3 separate regions of the Homo sapiens genome follow, and regions 1 and 3 are each linked to region 2. Evidence: chromatin loops called from intact Hi-C (ENCODE). Cell type or tissue: OCI-LY7. All regions are shown on one strand. Region 1 overlaps ANKRD30BL (ankyrin repeat domain 30B like). Region 2 has its middle 10 kb from the start of LINC01120. Region 3 has its middle 10 kb from the start of LINC03124.

Region 1 (8,000 bases), 730 kb after region 2:
AATCTAAACATGTGTGCTATCTCTTTAGACTTGGATCCCCTATTAGGAAAACTGCTGGGTTAAGGGAATTATCAGTGGTTAATGTTAAATCATCTTTTTCTAACAGAATAGTCTCATACTTTAAGATTCTTGAGTCAGTAAGCCACCTCCCTGCTTTCTGGTTTAAGATAGTTCTAACTTGATGGGGCGTTATTACTGTCAATTTTCCTCCAAAGGTTAACTTCCTGCTTTCTTTGACCATTAGTGCTGTAGTCACAATGGATTGGATGTATTGAGGCCACTCACAAGTAACTGGATCTAAGACTTTTGACAGGAAGGCCACCATGGGCTGCCGATGGCCTCCGTGTTCTTAAGTGAGCACTCCTAAAGCTACCCCATTATCCACATTGACAAAAAGGTGGAATGGCTTTTCCAGGGAAGGTAAGGCTAAGACAGGGGCTGTTATAAGCCTTTTTTTCAGCTCTTCAACCTGATCGACTTCCTCAGAAGTCCACAGGAAATGGTCAGTATTCCCCTGGGCAAGTTTTGGATATAGAATTTTACTGTTTAGTGCATGTGAGTTAATCCATAAGCAGCAGTATCCAACTAATCCTAAAAATTTCCTGAGTTCTTGTTTAAGTTTGAGGCAAGGGTAGGGACACGATTCCCTCAACTCATTCAGGCCCTATTCTTCACTTCTCTGCACTTATCAAGTGGTCTAAATATTTAATTTCAGGTTCTACATACTGAAGCTTTCCCTTTGAGACTCATAACCCCTCGAACTGCAGATGGTTGAGAATATGTGTAGAGAAGCCAGCTACCTTCTCTATATCTTCACCAGATATAAGAATATCATCAACGTATTGGAGCAGGCATATTTGTTTGGGATGATAACTTTTTCTAATACTTGTTCTAAAATTTGACTGAAAAGGTTAGGGGAGTTTGGGAACCCTTGGTGTAAGACTATCCATTGATATTGTTGTTTCTACCCTGAATGGGGATCCACCCACTCAAAAGCAAATATATCTGGCCTATCTTCAGCCAGGAGACATACCCAAAAAGCATCCTTCAAATCTATTACAGTAAACCATTGATTATTATATGGAATCTTGCTGAGAATGGTGTAAGGATTGAGGACAATGGGGTGGGTAGTTTGGACTATTTGGTTAATAGCCCTAAGGTCCTGTACCAGCCGATATGACCCATCTAATTTCTTGGCTGGCAATATTGGGCTGTTATAAGGGGACATAGAGGGCCCAAGAAGCCCATCTTTAATAAGACCTTCAATTATAGGTTTCAACCCTATCCTGCCCTCTAGGGGAATGGGGTATTGTTTCCTCCTTACTACTTCCCTGGGGTTTTTTAGCTTGATGTGCTTAGAGGGACTCAGAGTTTCCCTCAGTTTCCTTCTTTGGATCAGACATTAGGATTAATATATTTTTCATCTGCAGTGGTAAGTAGCTTTAATGAGGTGAGGAATCCTCTTGGGCTGAGTCGCAGGCCTATGCCTAACTTCAACATTAAATCCCTGCCTAGTAAATTAGTCCCTGCTTTAGGGATTAACAAAAACTGAATATGAGCTGATTGAGCCTGGTATCTGACTTCTGTGTTTTCTAAAATTTTTGCTTTAAATCCTTCTCCCTTTACCCCACAAACCAAAAGTTCCTCTGAAGAGCAGGCAATATTAGATGGGGGGGAAACAAACAGAGGATCGAGCCACTCCTGAATTGACTAAAAAGATTATAAACTCATGCTTAGGTCTCACTTCTAGACTTATCAAGGGCTCCTGGTGGGACTCAAGATAAAAGAGACAGAACCCCTGACACCATTATTTTCCTCAAAAGCCATGAGTGGAAGGGCTTCTTTTTCCTTTTCTAATTTGGGACATTCTCTCTTGAAGTGGCCTGTTCTTCCACATTTGTAGTGCCTACCTTGCCCTTCCCCACTCTCAGTTCTGGGATTCTTTGATTTTACTCCCCCATGCTATTTAGATGGCCTGGTAGACGAGAGCCTTGATCTTCCCAGTGGAGGCTTGGGTCCTTTAAAGGAGGGTTTGGAACCTTTATAGTTTCTGGCCCACTGGAAGCTTTGTTTAGGGGTACATGGGTTTGGAGCCATCTGTTGGAAGGTGAATAACATAAGTTTTGTCTTTTGTTTTTGCTTTTCTTCGTCTCTCTTCACAGATACTTTTTGAGTCTCTCTGAGGTTCACTTGAGGTCATTTCACTTGAGGTTCACTTCTCACTGAAGTTCACTTGAGGTCAGTTTTCCCAATCTTCTAATTTTTGTAACTTTTTTGAAATATCTGGACAATGTTGGCCAGGTGCAGTGGCTCATGCCTGTAATCCCAGCACTTTGAGAGGCCGAGGTGGGTGGATCACGAGGTCAGGAGACTGAGACCATCCTGGTTAACACGGAGAAACCCCATCTCTACTAAAAATACAAAAAATTTGCTGGGCGTGGTGGTGGGCACCTGTAGTTCCAGCTACTCGGGAGGCTAAGGCAGGAGAATGGAGTTAACCTGGGAGGCGGAGCTTGCAGTGAATCAAGATCGCACCATTGCACTCCAGCCTGTGTGACAGAGAGAGACTCCATCTCAAAAAAATAAAAAGAAATATCTGGACAACTTTTAGTGACAAAATGGAGCTTTAACATTCCCTGTCCCAGGGGATTTTCCAAATTTAGGCCTGCATATTTTCTCATTTGCTCCTTTAGTCTGTCTAAAAATTTCATAGTCCACTCATCTCTCTCCTGTTGTTGTATATCAAATGCTTTAGAGAGATTTTGAGTTTGGGGTACTGATTCCCTAGTTTCTTTCATTATCATTTCCCTTATGTCTTGCATGTTTTCTTGGTGAGCTGCATTATTATTATCCCACCGGGGATCTTGGGCAGGGAATTTTTGGTCCGTGGTAGGAACGTTTTGACAAGGAGGGTGTTCATATTCCCAAATTGCCATAGCAGCCCTACGGATCAGATCATGCTTCTTTCCTCCTCCGAAAAAAGGATGCCTAGGATGGACATAAACTCGACCAAAGTGTATAACTGAGGTCCCAAGAATTGATCAACCTGATCTGCCACCTCATAAGTGTCGTCTAACGATGGCTTAATTTCCTTTTTCAAACTTCAGACTTCTGAACTGGTCAAGGGAGCATTCACAAATACAATGGCTCCTCCTCCTTGTGACATGTCTTTTAAGGGGAAGAGAGCTGGGGCTGACTCCTTAGGTGTGGAGGGAAAAGGGAAGTTCTGAACGTCCTTTTTACATTGCTGTACCTCATGCTGGAGTCCCTTTAGGGAGAGGTATTTAGGCTGACAGGGGACAGGCTCATGGGATGATGACATCCAAGAATTAGAGTTGTAAGGAGGAGTAACAGCGTGAGCAGGAGAAGGATCTGGGGTGGGATCTGGGGTGGCAGCAGCTGCCCGAGGGGAAGGGTCAGAGGCACTGAGCAGGGCAAAATGGTATAGGGGATCCCATGTGCTGGCTTTAGGTGTGGGAGTCAGCTCGTCTGACTTTTCAATTTGAGATACTGGATCGGGTTCTTCCCTAGTTGTCTTTATGGGAATAAAGACAGGTCCCTGTCTCCAACAAAGAGCATAGTCTAGTTCTTCTTGAGAAACCAGATTTTTATCATTAACATATTGAATTAGAAGTTGACATATTACATCCTCAATCGACCCAAACTTTGGCCAGAAGATTGAGGGTTTGAAAATGGGACCTTGGGTCCAAATGAAACAGCAATATTTTATCCTCTAATGCTTTTTCTTATGTTTAGTCCTCTCATTATTCTTCCAATATTTTAACATGAGACCCAGGGGACTATCAGGGGGCATGTCTTTGTTACTATCCTCTTCTTTTTTGCTCCCTATCTTACTTGGGGCTTTTCCCATGTTAGGTCCTGGTTAGGCTCAATCCCGCATGCTAGAGATTTCTTCCCTATCCTTTATCGCCACCTGCTGGAGGCTCCTTGCATCCTTCTTTCGCTTCATCCACTCTGGCTGCTTCCCTCCCAGGAATTTTAGGTCCCTCTTAGCATTGGCATCATGGTATAAACTCCACAGCAAGATCTGCCCTGAGCCCTATGAGGATACAGTAAATTCCTCTTCAAAGGTTTTTATTCAAATAAAAAACCGCAGATAGGACCCACTCACTCCTCACAGCAATAATGCTTAGTATCATCCACACAAACAGCACCACAAGCAGTAGTGCTTGTGATCATTCACACACACTTTCAACCTCCAGAATATCCCGACCACCAAGGAAATACTTTGTCACCCCTGCGACATTTCTTACCTCGGTCTGTGCACAGTTACCTGGTCGCCACGGTATGTGAAGATCCTTTCCCCAAAGTTGCTGGCCTGTTTCTTTCCACGTTGCTGAGAGCCCGGGTTTATTAATCGCACCAGTTGAGTCTTGATTCCTTACCTTTATGGCCACTGCAACGAGGCAGCGGGGTGCGCCTCCTCAAGGGAGAGGACTGGACCCTCCCCTAGAGGAGAATGGGAATGCTGGGTGGGCCCTTAAATTTGTGGAAAATAAATTTTCAGCGCCGCAAAGAACCGTCAGCACTCCAGCAACAAGTTTTTACAGCAAGGCAAATTTACTTCTATGGAAGAGTGGTCTTGCAGATGGAGCAATGGCAAGATCACACCGGACAAGGGAGGGGAAAGTGTTCTTATTTCTAACGCAGCTAGTCCCTACTGTTGTGTCTTTTCCCTATTGGATAGGGTTGGACTGCACACTCTAAGCCAATTCAGATTGGCTATTTAAAGAGGGCAGGGGTATGAGCTGGAGTGGCAGGGTGAGTAGTTTCAGCGGGAAAGACAGTTACAGAGCAGGTGTCTAAGGATGACTAAGGACAGAGCAGGTTACTAAGAATGACTAAAGACAAAGCAGGTGTTAGAGGCTAGAAGGGGGCTGTTTAATGAAACTAGGGGCAAGGAGGCATAACGAACGAGGAAGTTAAACTTTAAAACGGAGAACAAAGAACAGAGAAGCTGAACATACTGACATATTTGTTCTTTGATGAGGAACTCAGAACTCATTGTACTTAATCTTCCCCCTCTTGAATTTTAAAGGATGTTTACAGGCTAAAATCTTTGAAGAGGAATTCACTGTATCCTATTCATCAGGTGTTCTTTCCACCAAGCTTTCAGCCGTGTCAGGTGTTCTTTCCGCCAAGGGTGCAGCCTCATCAGGTGTTCCTTCAGATGTTCCTTCTGCCAAACACAGAGTCTGGTTAAATTTTCCTTCGCTAAATATCATCCTTCTGACTCTTTACCTGGAAAACTTCTACTCATTCAGCTTGCTTTCCTTAAATACTACCAAACTTTTGTTTTCTCCTTTTTTTTTTTTTTTTTTTTTTTTTTTTTTTGAGACAAGAGCCTCGCTCTGTTGCCCAGGCTGGAGTGCAGTGGCACGATCTCAGCAGATCACTGCAACCTCCGCCTCCTAGGTTCATGAAATTCTCCTACCTCAGCCTCCCATGTAGCTGGTATTACATATGCATGCCACCCAGGCCCAGCTAATTTTTTGTATTTAGTAGAGATGGGATTTCACCATGTTAGTCAGGGTGGTCCCAAACTCCTGTGCTCAAGCAATCCGCCCGCTTTGGCCTTCCAAAGTGCTAGGATTACAGGAGTGAGCCACCGCTCCTGGACACTACCAAACTTTTTAAAGCTTTAATTCTTCACGTTGGATATAAAATGTCTGACACATACTGAATATGGTAATGACATAATAAGTGATAATTATAAGCTCCCAAAGGGGTTCTCGCACAGAGTAAGCACTAAATAAAGTAGTAAATAATAAAAAAGATGATAATAACAAGAAAAATGCTAAGTACCTTAATAAACTAGTAAATAATAAAAAATGACAATGATAATAGCAAGAAAGATGCTTAGTACCTTAATGATACCTGACAGTTATTTGTTAAGTGGACAAGTGGATAAACAAATAGAAAACATAGTTAGGAAATTCTGTTGGAAAAATGAAGAAATTCAATAGAGACAGCTCTATTGTATTATGAGCACCTTAAAGACCCAGACTATGTGTATTCCATGTTGGTCTCCTGCAACTTGCAAAATCTAACTTATAGAAGTCCTTTGATAAATATGTAATAAATTAAAGATGTGCTCATACAGTTCATATTGTACAATGTATTGTGTCACATTTAGGTATCACAGTAGCACTTTTGTTATTGTGAAAATTTTTTCCACTTTTATTATAATTCGTTGAGCCTAGAGTTGAGCTAGTTTTATATTTATAATGATAATATTTTGGCTAGTAGGAACAGAGTAACTTGTTGTAACAAAATTACTATCAACACACTAATTATTCAGCAGATAGAACAACACATCTTGTTCTAATGAAGTAAACATATCTTATTTGGTTTCAACTTAGAGGGAATGAAGTTGATAATAGTGAGACCTTGTTGGTACAAGACTATGTAACATAACCTGTACTTCTCAACAAAGAATTGCTTTTCTGACTTCTGCACTCAGTAGGTATCTTTGAAAAATAATCTCCTACTGGTACTGATGCACCCTCACTAAGTTATGTTAATTCTTATTGACATTCATTTAGGGTGCAAGAAAAGTATTATTGAGATCCAAATTCTAAAGATAGTTACTTTTTTAGTGACAAAAGTCACTATGCCACACAGTTGATCTTTGAATAAGGGTTTTCACTCTAGGAGCCCACTAATAGACAGATTTTTCTTTTCCTTTGCCACTGCAAGATACTAAGACAAATCTCACCTCTGCCTCCTCCTTATCAGCCTACTCAACATAAAGGCAATGAGAATGAAGTCCTTTATGTATAATAATTCACTTCCATCTAATAAATAGTGAATATATTTCTTCCTCTTTATAAGTTTCTTTTCTCCAGCTCACTTTATTCTAAGAATACAGTATATAGTACATATAAAATAGAAACTATGGGTTAATTGACTGCTTATGCTTTCAACTTTTTTCAGGCTCCAGGTCAACAGTAGAATGTTAGTAGAGTTTTGGAGGAGTCAAAAGAAACAGATTTTCCTATAAAGCAGATTTTCAGCTGCATGGGGGGATCAGCACCCTAACTCTCATGTTGCTCAATACTCGACTGTAATTAATTCTAATTTTCTGAATGCAAATCATTTATTACAAAAATTAAATAAAGCCCAGAAGTTCAAGACCAGCCTGGGCAACATAAGGAGACCATGTCTCTACAATAAAGAAACAAACAAATAAATAATTTATTTGTTAAATTAACAAATAAACATTTTATATGTTTATGTTTAATAAACAAACAAATATTTGTTTATTTAACAGTTTATTTAACTGTGTTTCTTTATAGGTTATAATATTCAAATGTTGCAGTTTTCTGTTATTAATTCCTACTTTTCATTATTAGATGTTCTATTATTTGTGGCTTGTAATTCAAGGCACCTAAGCTATTTTATAATTTGTAATAAAATTTATTTATAAATATATTAATTCATTAAATTGGATAAGCTGATAATCCCCTATTACTGAGCTCATCAATCACACCAAGGATTATACATTTTATAACAAGCATAAATTTTTATGACAGTTGAGGAAACATAAAATAGATAAACTTAAAAATTGTTTTACTTATTTATACAAAAGTATTATATAGGATATTAGGGACCACAATTAAACAAACATTTTTTCAGATAATATTTTTGAGATTATAAACTACCTACAACTAAATTCTTAATGAATTCTGAATTATAAACTAAAAAATTAAATCAAAGCTTTGTATATAAAAAAACACATATAGGTCTATATGTAAACACATGCTACTTACACATTGCTTTTCTAATAGCTCTTTTGTGATTAACACTCCTATAATCTTATGGTAGCACCACCAAGAGTAGTTTACTATCAGAGGTCTTACCTGGATTACTATTTTGAGAATTTTTAGATATCTTTTGTTTATATTCCAAAAGTTGTTGATGAACGCTATGTATAAAAATGAAATAAATAAAATCACTATTTTAACATTGATATAAAA
Region 2 (8,000 bases):
GCTACCAATCAGAAGAAGAGGGAAATGAGAACTCTTCTTGGCTTGAGTACCTGAGTAAAGGATCTAACCATTCCCAGACAGGCGGCCCACAAGAGAGAAGCAGGTTAGAAGGAAATACCACGAGTTGTGTTTTGGTCATGTTAGGTAGAGGACATTTGAATGCAGAGTAAGTCAAACTCTTAGGGCAGGGGAGTCAAGAATGCTCCATTGCAGTGGTGTCAGCAAAATGGCAGGGAAGGCAGCTCTAAGCTCCCATCCTTCCATAGGAATGTTGAATAAACAACCAGACACTGTCAGAACCAACTTTGTGAGAACCGGGAAAATAATCAAAGGTGTACGGCAACTAAAAGAATGCTGGATCAACACAAAGGAAACTTAAAAATGATATGAAAGCTGTGTGGCATTTTTGCTTGTCCCACAAGTCCAGCTTGGTGATAGTCTTGAAGACGGCAGGCTGGATTCCCCAGGCTGGGACCCTTATCCCTGGTTCCAGAGAGGAGAGCAGATCTGATTCACAAATGATTATGCTTGTCTGTTTTAATCTTTCCAGAGGCTGTCTGAAGAAGGTATTCATCATCTCTGTTTTACCTGACCCAGAAACCATTCTGCTAGGAAAAACAGTGGGCATTGCTTGAAAACAGTGTTCTGTGGTTGAAAAACCCACAGTCACCTTGGGCTGGTGGGAATGTAAAATGGCGCCTCTTCTGGATCATCGTTTGGCAGTTTCTCAAAAGGTCAAACGTAGAATCACTATTTGATCCAACAATTCTACTCCTAGGTATATCCCCAAAAGAATTGAAAACAAGGATGCAAACATATGCGTGTACACTAATGTTTATAGAAAAAATATTCACAATAATCAAAAGGCAGAAACAACCCAAGTGTCCAATAACAGAAGAATGAATAAACAGTGTGATATAAACATAAATGGAATATCTAGCCATGAAAAGGAATTAAGTATTGATACATACTGCAACATGGATGAGTCTTGAAAACATTTTGCTAAATGAAACGTCAGACACAGAACACATATTGATGCTTTCACTTATATTAGGTACATAGAACAGGCAATTATAGAGATAAAAAGTAAATAAACAGCTTGGGGCTGAAGGAAGGGTGAAATTATAAGTTATTGCTTAATGAGTATAGAGTTTTAAGTTGATGAAATATTTTGGAGATAGTTTGTGGTGATGGTTGCAAACCACGTAAATGTCATTAATACCATTGATTTGTACACTTAAATTGCTGAAATTGCAAATTTTATACACACAACCCTGACATATTGCCAGGATTAAAAAAATAGTAACAAAAATAGTGAAATAAGGAAGAATGATTTCCTAGACAAGCACGAAAATCCCTTGTAAGCTAAGTCTACAAAGCCCTCTCCAAAATGATGCAAAATTAAGCTACTTTTACATTTTTAAAAGAAAATGCATGTAATCTTAACATCAAAACCCTTAACTAAAGTAAGCATTTCTGATCGGAGTGTAAATTAGTTCAACCATTGTGGAAGACAGTGTGGCAATTCCTCAGAGACCTAGAACCAGAAATATCATTTGACCCAGCAATCCCATTACTGGGTAGATACCCAAAGGAATATAAATCCTTCTATTATAAAGATACATGCAGGTGTATGTTCATGGCAGAACTATTCACAATAGCAAGACGTGGAATCAACCCAAATGCCCATCAGTGACAGATGAGATAAAGAAAATGTGGTACCTATACACCATGGACTACTATGCAGCCATTTGCAGGGACATGGATGGCATTGGAAGCCGTTACCCTTAGCAACTAATGCAGTAACAGAAAACCAAACACCGCATGTTCTCACTTATAAGTGGGAACTGAACGATGAGAACACATGGACATATGCGAGGGGAACAACACACACTGGGGCCTGTCAGGAGATTGGGCAAAGGAGAGCATCAGGAAGAATAGCTAATGGATGCTGGGCTCAATACCTAGGTGATGGGATGATCTGTGCAGCAAACCAACCCGACACACATTGACCTGTGTACCCTGCACATCCTGCACATTTGTACCCCTAAACTTAAAAGTTGAAGAAAACAGGCCGGGCGCGGTGGCTCACGCCTGTAATCCCAGCACTTTGGGAGCCCGAAGCAGGTGGATCACGAGGTCCAGAGATCGAGACCATCCTGGCTAACACGGTGAAACCCCGTCTCTACTAAAAAGAAAAATACAAAAAATTAGCCAGGCGTGGTGGTGTCGGGTGCCTGTAGTTCCAGCTACTCAGGAGGCTGAGGCAGGAGAATGGTGTGAACCCGGGAGGCGGAGCTTGCAGTGAGCCGAGATGGCACCACTACACTCCAGCCTGGGCGACAGAGCGAGACTCCGTCTGAAAAAAAAATTTTTTTTGAAGAAAAAAGTAAGCCTCTAATAAAGCTCTTAAAGAGATATTTTAAAATAAAGGAATTTTTTTAAACAAAATATAACAATAACAGCAAGCTCCCTAATCTCTTTCCTGGGCATCTCTGACCTGAGAGTCCTGCTGAACCCCCAGCTGCTCCCCCAGGCCACCCCACAGCCCCCTTAACACTCCAGCCTGTCCGTCATGTTCAGAAGGAGCTGCTCAATCAGTCCTGGTGTCTTTCTCAGCCCCTTCCAATTCTCTTTCTCACCTTTGGCCTAACCAGCAGTTCTGAATCCTGGAATGAGTTGGGTAGAAAGCTGTGCTTGCTCACAAGTTACTGTTTTTGACCCTGTCACAAATGTTTGTTCATTATGTAAATGTTCTGTGACTGCTTACTTGCTCAATCAGGCTGTCTATAGATAAAGAAAAAGGCCCATCTCCCTGTTCTGATTTGTGTGCAAAACTCCCAATATGGAAACTGGTAACTGCTTACTTAGAGATTAATATACAGCACTGTCATTTATTTTATTATGCAATCTTTATTTTTCTAGAACTTTGAGAAGATAACACATAAGTTCATATTAACATATAATCAAAAGACTTAATGTATATAAATGCACACAACATGCAACAAGATAATTCGGGGAGGAGCATGGAATGTGGAGAAGAAGACAATAGGAGAGATCAAATAAAGCCAGGAGTAGAGTTAAATACAAATGCATATACTGCCTATTTAAAATGGGTCGAAATTTTGACTCTAAACTTTCTTGCAGAAAACTCTGAAAAGCTGGCATATACATTTATATAATTTGCAAGCTGCAGGACAATGCAGGCTGTGTGCCTAACTCCCTGATGGTAAGATAATGCAGATGTCCCCAGTGATAGGAGGTAGTAAGCCAATTTTGTTTTTGTTTTCTCTCTAACGATGTATTCTGAATGACGTTTTCTGCAGTGGCATGCTCTTAAGCCCATAGCTAGAGTAATATGCACTTCCCAGCATGTTAGCTGTGACACCCTCCTTTCCATTCCACTCAGGAGAACGTACTGGATTACAGACGAGTGAGAATAATGTTGAATGATTAACTTTCTTAAGTAATTTCTTAACTCTAACATTAATAAAATTAAGACTTACAGCCGGGTGCAGTGGCTCACTCCTATAATCCCAGCACTTTGAAAGGCCAAGGCAGGCAGATCACCGGAGATCGGGAGTTCGAGACCAGCCTGACCAACATGGAGAAACCTTGTCTCTACTAAAAAAAAAAACAAAATTAGCCGGGCATGGTGGAGGCTGAGGCAGGAGAATCACTTGAACCCAGGAGGCGGAGGTTGCAGTGAGCCAAGATCGCACCATTGCACTCTAGCCTGGGCAACAAGAGCCAAACTCCATCTCAAAAAAAAAAAAAAGACCCACAAACTTTGATCCTTCAGCATTAGTAACAGATTACTCTAATATTTTCATATTCCAACATAATGTTTGAGAAACATAATGTTTGTGAACAGCGTTAAATTATACAAAATCTAGTTATGTACATGGGAGTTATCAGTAAGGATATTTCTCAGTTTTTTTCCAGAATGCATTAAAAAAAAAGTAAATCAATTATTGGCTTCCTTTAGATTGTGTAGAGAAATAAGTACAGTAAATATCTCACTTCCCACACTTCCTTAACCTTCCCTGCTCCTGCAGGCTGAATATTATTATCTGCTGCTTTACATGGCCTGATAGTATTTGGGTATTAACAATATGATTGTGCACTGCTATTGCCTCAAGAGTGGTCCGGCTCTTTGAATGCGTTGGAAAAAACAAACAAAAACTCTCTTGAACGTGATACTGTATTTCACCAGCAGAGGGCAAGCTACACTCAGTTGTGCCTATATGTGACGAATTCTGTACAAAGATTTCGTACACAAGCCATAAAGGCCATTTCTTTCTAATTGAAGTAAGTAGCCAGAAATCTAATAATATCTAAAGAGATCGATCCGATTAAGCTTTAATTTGAGTTCATCTTGGTCTCAAGGGGATTGAATTTAGTGGGTGGAACACAGCAACAAAGAGGCAGACATGCAAGGACTGGGGTTGGCAGTACCTGGAAATATCTTCTTCCCCCTGGGGAAGAAAGATTTTAAAAGGCTGGAAAGTCACCTGGGCCTCAGCTTAGTGGGCTGGTCTTGAAATTTAGCTGGACTTTAGGCAGTAAAATCATGTCCTGGACCATTGTGGCTGAGGCAAGTAAAGACTGAAAAATCAGTGGAAAAACTTGGAGCTTGGGGCTGAGAACTGTCAAGAGATGAGATACCCATTTGGTGGGATGTGGGTCTGAATTCAGGGACAGGCTCAATAAGTAGGCAATGGGACCCCTGTGCAGGAAGCGCCTCTATCCCAACAGCCAAACAGATTAGGAGGATTTTGCTGGGATGAGGTCAATGTCTGCATGAATTCCCCCAGACAGAACAGTCTCTAGTACTGGCTCAGTCATGCACCTTGACCCTAAAGCCAGAGTCTGATGGCCCCACTCAGTCCCTCCAGCCCTGTTCCATGACAGGACACACAAAGCATTCTTGATTCAAGCCTAATGCTCTCCAGCACCTTCCTGGCATGCCCTGTGGAAAATGGACAGATTTTATAAAATATGCTGTCCTCTATTTGCAGCCCTCTAGCTGGACTGTCGTGGCCCCCTTTCTGCACACTGAAGGGGATCTCTGACACTGACACCTGTCGGTACTATGTCTCAACCTGCTGACCCATTGGAAGCTACTTTGGATGACCGCCAAAGTGGGACATTTTATGCTTTCCAAAAAGGGAGAAAATTGACTCAGGAATTGTCCACATGATTTTCAGCTCCTGAAATAATTCAATGACATAATAAATATTTTAAATGATTAGAGTTATTATGAAAATGTTAATGAACTTTAAAAATCCATCAGTTTGAATTAACAATGTTATTTTAGATTTCTTTTGGCACCATGATGAAATTTTATTTATAATACCATTTTTTTGGCTTAAGGTCTTTACATCTTGTTATATTATTCAAGTTCTCATAATTTTATGAAATTTAGAAATAGTTCTCCGATTATGAATCCTCTCTGTTAGCTAAATTTAATTGTTAGTATAGTATATTCTTTTCCCTTTTCTTTTCTTTCTTTCTTTTCTTTCTTTTTTTTTTTTTTTTTTTTTGAGATGGAGTTTTGCTCTTGTTGCCCAGGCTGGAGTGCAATGGCGCGATCTCGGCTCACTGCAACTTCCGCCTCCCAGGTCTGAGTGATTCTCCTGCTTCAGCCTCCTGAGTAGCTGGGATTACAGGTGTGTGCCACAACGCCTGGCTAATTTTTTGTATTTTTAATAAAGACAGGGTTTCTCCATGTTGGCCAGGCTGGTCTTGAACTCCTCACCTCAGGTGATCCACCTTCCTCGGCCTCCCAAAGTGCTGAGATTACAAGAGTGAGCCATTGTGCCTGGCTTCTTTTCCCTTTTCATACTACATCATTAAAGTGAGCCATACTGGCCACTATAAAGTAGTTCTCATTGAGATACTGCAGGTGCATGTTTTGGTTATAAAATTGTTCTCATATAAATATCACAACTAATATATTAGACCTATGCTGTAAAGGCAAAATTATACACTATGGCTTTGTTCTTGCCATTAATTACCTTTTTGAAAATATTTTATTACATTCTAGTGGAAAAAGATTTCTCTCAGGTAGCAGAGCAAATAAATACTGTAAGATCTATAGTGTGATCAACGTATTCTGTCTTCAATAAATTTGAAATAAAAAAGACATGAAAAGGCATGAAGACAAAAGTCCAAGGTTTAGGGATTAAATTGTGTGTGGCTGCCAATTACAGAAATTAACGGAGACATTTTGTTGCTTGACACTACTTTATAGATTGTGCTAGAAAACGTAGTGGTCAAATTTTAATGTTTTTATGATTGTCATACTGTGATGACTGTGAGAATGAGAATCACAACCTCCAACTACAGGACAGGAGCCATAATTGACAAGGGTTCTGTTATATCCCTGCACTCTGAAATTCATTGCCACCTTTGCAGCAAGACCACTCTACCTATGGGTTGCTCCCAGTCAGTGACTGAGCACACCAAGATACTTAGAGCTGCCCCTGGTAGATGAGGGATTCCTTTGACAGATGACTGGCTCAAGACTCCCAAACAGCCTTGCCAAACCTTCTTTGACATTGCGGCAATCCGGAATGCTTCCACCCAGCATTCCTTCTCTCTTCCCTGTCTCCTTCACTCATGGTGGACATCCATTGTGCTCTGATAGCTCTCCCAGCCCTACCCAGATCCGCCCCCCATTCTCTCTCATGGGCATTTTGCACATTTAATTCTGTTTTGGCATTTGCTTCTCCGAGGACCCAGGTGAAAACACATATGATCAAGGGTATAGTTTTCAAGTTAGCATGTCTAAATGACTTTAAACCAAACTACATTCTATATGTATCTCTGATAATATTTTTGTAGTATCTGATAATTATAAAAGCAACACATGTTCATTAGACAAAATACAGAAAACATGTAAGCCTTGCACTTTTTTATGCCAATGTTTTTTATGATCTTGAGTATTCAATAATGGCGGAAATTTATTTGTGTCACAGAAACCTGTCTTACCCTGGCATGTCTTGGGAACCACATTTAAAAGTCGGTTTTCATAAATTATTGGTAAAATAAACTCATACATCTACACTATGCAACTGTGCAATATAAACATACTGTTACGTTTCTTTATATGGAGAAATTTTCATGCTGCCTTACTAAGTTTAAACACTAAAACAGAAAGAAAGCCTGGGAGGATTCACACCAAAATGCTAACTTTGACATTTTGAGTAGCTACTTTGGGATTTGCGGTCTTTTTGTTTTATTTGCTTGCTTATCTCTGTTGTTTGAATAATAAAGGCGGATATTTCATTGCTATCCTAGGCTTAAGCATCTTCTTTAGGGTAGTTTAAAGTAGATACTCTTATCTTGGGTGCTTCATTCATCTGGAGAACATGGCATGCTTCCTTATCAGTTAAGTCACAAATTTGACAATTAACTGATATTGTTGGTTGACATGTCTTTGATTATGATGTAATACATATTTCAGGGAAAAATGCTTTTCAAAAGTATTTTCCATTAGGAAATATCATTAGTATTAGCGTATATCAGACTATAACAAGAAACAGAAATTTCATTATCCCATTGCTCTTTTTATGATGCTAAATAAGTAGTCCCCCTAGCAGCCCAGATTTATGTTACCAAAAAATCAGTACACTTTGGTTTGTCAAATTAAAATTCAGAAGACTCGAGGGCCCAGATCTGTCTCTAACTATGTGCGAGAAGTCAGATGAACTTTCACACAGCCTTTCTCCAACAAGCGAGATTGTAACTTCTGAGGTCTCATTCAACCGTTTCCTTCCATGATTCCAAATAACTATTTTTGCTTTTTGAATTGGTGATAATAGCAGATAGAAACTTGTGGTAAAAATGGGCCCTTCGGCCGGGTGTGGTGGCTTACGCCTGTAATCCCAGCACTTTGGGAGGCCAAGGTGGGCAGATTACAAGATCAGGAGTTCAAGACCAGCCTGGCCAACATGGTGAAACCCCGTCTCTACTAAAAATACAAAACTTAGCTG
Region 3 (8,000 bases), 260 kb after region 2:
CATATTCTTTTTTATTTTCTTTTTTATACTGCTTACATTTTCAGTGTTACATAATGAGCATGTATTACTTCTGTAATCAGAAGAAGGTGGTATAAACCTCACCTTAATATAATAAAACAAAATTACTGGCCAGGCACAGTGTCTCATGCCTGTAATCCTAGCACTTTGGAAGGCTGAGACTGGTAAATCTCTTGAGCTCAGGAATTTGAGACCAGCCTGAGCTCAGTGAGACAGTGAGACCTCGTCTCTGGAAAAAATACAAAAATTAGCCAGCGATAGTGGTGTACACCTGTAGTCCTAAGTTACCTGGGAAGCTAAGGTGGGAGGGTGGCTTGAGCCCAGGAAGTGGCTGCAGTGAGCTGTGATTGCACCACTGCACTCCAGCCTGGGTGAAAAAGCCAGACCCAGTCTCATACAAAAATAAAAACAAACAAACAAACAAAAAAGTTATTACTTAAGTCTCACATGCTGTCTTGGAGCCATCTTAGTGTTGAGGGATTCAAGAGACTGGAGAGACCAATGGGTGAGACAGGAGGATTTTATTAAAGTGACCACTTGCCCAGTGGATTTGCATCCAAAAGGCTGAGCCCGGAAAAAAGACGGGGCCTGGTTTTTAAGCATGCAGCTGTGCAAAACTTACAGGGCGGGCTTAGCAAGCTTACAGAAGCAGAACAAAGGCAGTTAATCAAACAGTGACAAGTGTATGACTCAAACATGTCTGATGACCTCTGCTGGGCCACCCAGCAGGCTCTCAGCAGATGGTAACTATTTTAGGCTTGCTCAGGCATGTCTTGTGACCTTCTCAGGGTCACACAGATGGAAAACAGGAACTTAAAAAATCCTTATAAACTTACAGAGATAGTTACAAAAATAGTTATGAGAGCAGAACAAAGAAATATTGGCCTGGGAAAGAATCTCAAAGGGGGAAGCTGATAAGAACTTGTTTTTCTCATCCCTGTTCCTGGAGTCCATTCCTTCTGGGCTCTTCCTGGCCTTGTATATAAAGTTATCTTAATTCTAGCACGGCCTTGGAGTGAGTCAGCCTGGAACAGGCAGGAACTTAGGTTTTTCTCTTTTTAATTTCTGCTTTAGTAGGCCAGGGTTCTGATTTTCACTGCTGAGAAAGTAAAGTGTGTTCAGGCTGCCCATGGTTCTGGGCCCCCCCGGGTCTCTGAGGAGGGCTGTCCCCTCCATCACAGAGAATATCAGGACACTAGCTTGTTCTAGTTATACTTACACACTCCTCTCATGTTGTCTATGGAGTGGTGGATGCTGCAGGGAGGGTGACATCCTAGTTAGTCCTAAGAGCCAGACTGCCTGAAGCTCACTATAACAAGTCCTGCCTTGGGGAAGAAGGAAGTGTGTCTCTGTGAACCTCCCACCTGGGCCGAAGGGAGGCCACTCTCTCTGCTGCCTCTCCCCAACCTTGGCCTTCTGTGCTCCTAGTGAACCTCTCACCCCCTGCCTACAGGCCTCGAATCTCAAGACCATGATGACCTCTGGTCACCCCTGAATCCAGAGCTTTCCTTTTACAAAGGGGAAACTGAGACCTGGAGCAGGGCTGATGTTCAGCCAGCGCACAACGGAATGGCCGAATTGGTGGTAAAATACTGAAATAGTTCCAGTGTGGATGGAAAGGGGCTGCTGCCCTAAGCATCTCTACTGCCCACCTCATCCCTTCCTCCAGGACCCTGGGTCAGCACCAGGAGCATCAAAGTGGCCAGGATTGGCCGGAGCCCATGCTAATGGCTCTGCCAGCCCTTCTCCCCACCAGAGAGGGCAGGGGGATTCAGGCCATCTAGAGGTAGCATTGTGACCGTATCTGCAGTAGTCAATCCTTGTGTGCCACGGTCCCTGACTTTGTTAATAAGGGCACCAGCCTACATCCCTCTGGTACTCAGTGATAAGCATCTAAAATCTTCTTAAAGAAAAAATTTAAAAAGCTTTCAAAATATATGACTTAACATATGAGGCTGCATAAACATCTCTAGTAGTTGTCCAACTGGTGCTTCTGGTTCTGCCTCCCCAGAAAGTGGATGACCTGGGCCACCCTCCACCACTGCCCTGTAAGGCCATGGGACACACAGCCCATCAGTTCTCTTCATGTGGTCATCCCCTGTTAGATGGGAGAAAATACACCTGCCTCATTTTTGTACCTTCTGTGTGAACATTCCACGACAGAACTTCACTAAATGTGTGATGAAGAACTGAATGAATGAATGAATATGAGAGAAAATGAATAAATGGCTCAGATCCTGGGCTGGAAGTCTGTGTATGAGGATGGTGGGTAAAGGAGGGTCTGTTTTTCTTGCCTTTAAGTCATTACTTCTCATTTTGGGGCAGGAGCACAGGCTTTGAATGCAGACCGACTGGACTTTAATTCTGGCTTTACTAGTTGTGATTGTGTGATCTTGTACATGTTACTTAAACCCTCTGTGCCTGTTTCTTTATCTGTAAAATGGAGATAATAAGATGTCAAAGGACTGTGGTAAGAATTAAATGCTTTAAACAAATCTCAGTTTGTATTAAGTCCTCAATAGATTGGGTTTAGCATCATGAGTGCATGTGTTTCTGGAGCAATGCTCATCTTGGGCTGGTACCTACACAGAGAAAGACTCTGGCCTCTTCTCATCCACATGTATCTGTCTTATGCCTGGTTCCCATTCCCAGGTCCTTGGAAGATCCATATTGCTGAAACAGTGAAGGGTGATAGGCACCTCAGGACAACTAAGTTGCTCCCCAAACATCTTCCCCCTCCCAAACGCCCCTGTGGTCTTTAGCATTTAACAGGAATCTCTCGACACTCTCAAGGGATGATCCTCTCATGGAAGACCAGTAGGGAGGAGGCTGCGGGAAAGGTCAGGCACTGTGCACTTCCCTGACAGCTGCATATGGTTCTGTTTCCAAGCCCACGGGTCACTACAAATAAGGCAAGTTATATGACATAATAATGTGATTCTTTGGTGCCTCAGTCCACACGGCACGTTAATACTCCTAGAGTGGATTGCATGGTGGTCTATCAAAAGATATGTCTACCTGGAATGTGTGAATGTGCCTTTATTTGGAAAACAATCTGCAGATGTAATTAAATCCAGCACCTTGAGATGATTAGGATGGGCCCTAAATCCAATGACAAGTATCCTTATAAGAAAAGCGGCAGGTAGGGCACAGTGGCTCACACATATAATCCCACCACTGAGGGAGGTAAGGTGGTGAGAGGATCACTTGAACTCCAGGCTTTCAAGACCTGCCTGGGCAACATGGTGAGACCCTGTCTCTCCAAAATGTATATAAAATATAATAGCCAGGCACGATGGCACCCGCCTGTAGTCCCAGCTACCAGCTACTCAGGAGGCTGAAGTGAGAGGGTAGCTTGAATCTGGGAGGTTGAGGCTTCAGTAAGCTGTGTTCATGACACTGCTCTCCAGCCTGGGGGGCCTCTCCAACCTGCACTAGAAGAGCTGGGCCCTGGCTCTGGGCACCATGCAGCCTCTGAGGTGAGGCTGAGCGCCAGTTTCTGCCCTCCTGCAGCTAGAGACCAACACCCTGACTTAGGCGTCGTGGAGGCTTCTGGCCCAAGGGTCCGCGCTGCTGGTGGAGCTGGCAGGGTCGGAGTTTGCCACAGCTGCTGCTGCGCGCCTTGTGCAGGTTACCACTGCAGCTGAATCTACAGCAGAGGCAGGCAGGGCTGGTCCCAGACAGCCTGGGGGTCGCTGAGTGGACGGTCCTTTCACCCTAGAGTCAGCTCTTTCTTGTAGGCGCCCAGATCAGGGTGTGCAGGCGCTGGGCACAGGGCAGCCGCCAGGAAATGGCTGAGCTGCCGGTTCCCGCCCTCCTGCAGCTGGGGCCGGACCACCTGAATTAGCCGCTGGGCGGCCTCTGGCCCTGGAGTCCGCCTGGCTGGTGTAAAAGCATGGTCTGGAGTTGCCATCAAGTCTGCTCCGCGCGCCATGTGCAGGTGGCTGCTGCAGCTGAGCCCATGACAGAGGCTGGCAAGGCGTTTCCGAGGCAGCCTCAGGGTCATTGAGTGGAGCACTATCCCACCCTAGGGTCCGCTCTTCCTTTGCCTGAGCCCAGAGTTCGGGTCGCGGGCACTGGGAACTGTGCAGCCAAGGAGACTGGGCCGAGGGCAAAGGTTTCTGCCCTGCTGCAGCTGCGGGGCTGACTGCCTGAATTAGGCGCTGAGGCGGCCTTGTCCCCCGTGTCAGGGCTCTGGTGCAGGCAAAGTGCCGGGTTGCTCTGCTGCTGTCGCGCCCTTGTACAGGTGGCAGCTGCAGCTGAGCTCTCAGTAGAAGCCGGCAGGGTTGGTCCCAGAAAGCCTGAGGATCGCGGTGTGCACCACCCTCTCAGCCTAGGGTGGACTCTTCCTTGGCCCGCGCCCAGAGCTCGGGGTTTCGGGCGCTGGGCCCTGTGCAGCTGCCCAGAATAGGCTGTGCGGCTGGTTCCCGCCCTGGCAAGGCATCCAGCTATGGAATCTGCACTGCTGTTGGGGGCAGGTAAGGTCGGAGGAGGGGGGTGTGGTTTCCACCATTGCTAACGGGCGCCACCTGGCGATGGTAGCTGCAGCTGAGAGCATGGCAGAGGCTGGCAGGGCTGGTCCCAGACACCCTGAGGGTCGCTGAGTGCACCGCCCTACCCCCTAGGGTCTGCTGTTCCTTAGACTGCTCCCAGGACGTGGTGTGCGAGCGCTAGACACAGAGCAGCCTCCAGGATGGGGCTGAGCGGCCGATTCCCGCCTTGCTGCAGCTACAGTCTGAATTAGGCTCCACCGCAGTATCTGGCCCTAGGGTTCGTGCTACTGGTGGCATGGACAGAGATGGGGGCTGCCACAGCTGCTATGGGGCTGAGCAGCCGATTCCCGCCCTCTTGCAGCTATGGGACCGACCACCTGACTTAAGTGCCTTGGAGGCGTCCGGCCCTGGGGTCTTTGCTGCTGGTGTCTGAGGGCAGGGGCAGGGCTGCCACTGCTACTGCCCTGTGCCATGCGCAGGCGCCAGCTGCAGCTGAGCCCAAGGCAGATGCTGGCAGGGCTGGTGTGAGGCTGCCCAGGGGTGGGTGAGTGCACCTCCCTTCCACCCTAGGGTCCGTTATTCCTAGACCAGCGCCCAGATTGCGGGGTCGTGGGCGTTGGACACTGTGCAGCCATGAGGATCTGGTTGAGCGCAGATTCCTGCCCTCCTGCGGCTGAGAGGCCAACCTCCTAACATGCGCTGCAGTGACCTCTGGCTCTGGGGTCCGCGTTCTTGCTGGAGCTGGCAGAGACCAGAGCTGCCACCAATGCTGCTTCCAGGAGTGTGCATGTGGCAGCTGCCGCTGATCCCGCGGCGGAGGATGGCAGGGCTTGTTCCAGAAGGCTTGAGGGTCCGCGAGTGCACCGCCCTCCCACCCTAAGGTCTAGTCTTCCTTGCCCGCGCCCAGAGAGTGGGATTACGGGCGCTGAGCACAGTGCAGGCGCTGGGATGGGGCTGAGCTGCAGGTTTCCCCCCTCTGGCTGCTGGGGGGCCGACCGCCTGAGTTAGGGGACGCGGCGGCTTTTGGTCATGGGGTCTGCACTGCCGGTGGCTTGCACAGGGTCGGGGGCTGCCACAGCTGCTATAGTTCACCGTGTGCACTTGGCAGCCGCCCCTGAGCCCACCGCTGAGGCCGCAGGGCTGGTCCTGTCCCAGACGGCCTGAGGGTCACTTGCCCGCGCCCAGAGCACCGGGTGGCGGGAGCTGGGCACTGTGCAGCCTCCGGGAATCCGCTGAAGGGCGCGTTGCAGCTCTCCTGCAGCTGTGGGCCGACTGCCTGACTTTGGCCACTAGGTGGCCTCTGGCGCTAGGGTTTCCGGGCCGCTGGTGTCGGCGGGCGGAGTCCGGGTTTGCCACCGCTGCCCACAGGCTCACCATGGCCTGAGTAAATGCTCGCACTGCTCATACATCCATTTTTAAAAATTGGGTTGAACATGAGAACATAATCATTCATATTTTATCCATTTGCATGTATTCGATAACATCCTTTCCCTGTTCTTGTCTCTGCTTTGCAGCCTTTTTCTTCAAAGAATGAATGTTTCCATGTTTTATACCCACAGAATTTCTGGTTTTTCCCGTTGGAGCCCAAGGAGCAAGGGCAGAATGAGGAACATGATGTTCCTTACAAACAGTTACTCATGAGGCTGCAGCACAGAAACTGCAATAAATGTCAGTTACAAAGTGTCCATGTGCATTTTAAATTGATGGTTATTAAAATCCTTCTTTATCTATAGGGGATCTAAAAAATTAAACAATTCGTAATTTAAACACAGTTGCCAGGTAGCCTGAGTCAAAAATCAGGAGAGGCTCCATGGTCTGAAGTCTCCTAGTGCTCACCTTGGTGAGGGTCTAGTTGCCTAATGGGTTGGTGTAATGAAGTCATTCTAACACAAGCAAAACACGACTCCCTTAGTTATTCAAAAAATCAGGAAATAGAAAAAAATAAATGAGAATAAAATATTGACAGGAGAGAAAAATGAAGAGTTAATTGGCGATTTGAAGGAGGTGAAATGGACAAAAAGTAAATTTAGCAATTAGAATTTAAAGTCAGTAGATAATTAAGTCGAATAATTTATTCTTATGTCCATGTATTTTGGTTTTAAAGTTTTGATTAATACTCACTCAACACTAATTTCTAACAAATTAGAATATTATCACATTGTCTATTTTTACCAGTGAGCTTGTAATAAAGATCCACTAGTAATCTTAGTACACCAAAAGAAGCCCATAGAATAAACTAATTTTTAAAGAGTCACATTTTATTCAATGCCTATTTGTACATGTTACTAGCAATAAACTCTTTTATCTTTAATTTTGAGAAGTTTTACAAATACAGCAAAGCAGAATGACTAATAGAGCCGGTAACCAGGACACAGATTTGGAAAAATAGGTCTAATTGGTTGTTACACTGTGTTTATATCATACATTTCGCTTATTTTTATCAAAGAAAAATCAGAATTTATAAAATGTTAATTAAAAGGAAAACATTCTGAGTAAATTTAGTCCCGTGTTTCTTCCTCCAAATCTCTTTGTTCTACACTAACAGGTCAGGATAAGTATGGATGGGGAGGCTGGAAAAAGGGCATCCTTCCCCATGCGGTCCCCAGAGCCACCCTCTCCAAGCAGGACTTGGGGAACATCCTTCTCCATCTGGGACCTGAAGGATGTCCTTCTCCACCCAGGACTTGGGAGGTGTCTTATCCACCCAGGACTTGAGGGGGATCCTATTCCATTCAGGAGTGGGGGAAATTCTTCTTCATCTGGACTTGGGGGGCATCCTTCTCCATTTAGGACTTGGGGGGCATCTTTCTTCATCCAGGACTGGGGGGTTATCCTTCTCCATCCAGGACTGGGGGTTGTCTTTCTCCATCCAAGACTGGGGGGTTATCCTTCTCCATTCAGGACTTGGGGGACATCCTTTCCCATCCAGTAACTAGGGGGCATCCTTCTCCATCCAGGACTGAGGGGGATATCCTTCTCCATCTAGGACTGGGGGGCATCCTTCTCCATCCAGTATTGGGGGTCATCCTCCTCCATCCAGGACCTGAGGGGTGTCCTTTTCTGCGCTTCCTTGGATGGCAGGCTTTCCTATGCAGTCATTCAGAAAGTCAGGCTGACACATGTTGTCGTCTTGAACTCTGGAATCTCATCTCTATTCTAGGTGAATCCCTTCATGTTTATAGTGATTTACCATTAAATCACTGTGCCGTTTTTTCCTAAAATATATGGGGCGTGTTTTTTGTTCTGACTTCTGTTAGTCCTTTGGTCCCTAGCTCCAGTTTTTTTGTAATTTCTTTTGCAACCTAATATGGGTCCCATTTAGTAAGTATTACATATATTAGAAAATGTATATTCAGCATTTGTTGTGATTTTAAAATATTTTATAAACACATAACATCTTTGTCTATTTCCCATTTAAATTCAGAAGTATGAGTTCCAGCATCCCTCTCTAGACCTGCTCTTCCTGTTAGTTTCTTTGTACGTCCTGGA

The links. A loop is a pair of places that touch in the nucleus more often than their neighbours do. Peaks named below come from ENCODE experiments on the same cell type or tissue, not always from the same donor. Only the 100,000 strongest peaks of a DNase experiment are listed, where the experiment ranks them.
Region 1: a loop joins it to region 2, with 21 times the contacts of the local background. A loop is called at or near these places in 22 of 110 quality-filtered maps.
Region 3: it touches region 2 in a loop (5-fold over the local background); 62 of 110 quality-filtered maps call a loop at or near these places.

The regions. Positions count from the first base shown.
Region 1 is chr2:132,143,029-132,151,028 of GRCh38, forward strand. It overlaps ANKRD30BL (ankyrin repeat domain 30B like), which reads right to left. Exons shown (of 6, transcript NM_001358416.1): 5 at 7,884-7,948; 6 at 4,563-5,200. The coding sequence ends at 5,103. Among named protein-coding and RNA genes, the nearest start is that of ANKRD30BL, 15 kb to the right of the region's middle. In OCI-LY7, a CTCF peak has its summit at 3,974 (motif pointing left); DNase peaks (open chromatin) are centred at 3,953 and 4,813; H3K4me3 peaks cover 585 bases; H3K27ac peaks cover 2,283 bases.
Region 2 is chr2:131,409,123-131,417,122 of GRCh38, forward strand. No RefSeq gene overlaps it. Among named protein-coding and RNA genes, the nearest start is that of LINC01120, 10 kb to the left of the region's middle. RefSeq lists a silencer at 4,759-5,005. In OCI-LY7, CTCF peaks have their summits at 4,221 (motif pointing right) and 4,420; a DNase peak (open chromatin) is centred at 4,219.
Region 3 is chr2:131,668,327-131,676,326 of GRCh38, forward strand. No RefSeq gene overlaps it. Among named protein-coding and RNA genes, the nearest start is that of LINC03124, 10 kb to the right of the region's middle. RefSeq lists a cis regulatory region at 570-877 and enhancers at 670-849, 4,047-4,685, 4,211-4,510, 4,686-5,325, 5,326-5,963. In OCI-LY7, CTCF peaks have their summits at 4,522 (motif pointing left), 4,726, 5,826 (motif pointing right) and 6,035; DNase peaks (open chromatin) are centred at 715, 3,915, 4,275 and 5,805; H3K4me3 peaks cover 2,495 bases; H3K27ac peaks cover 2,703 bases.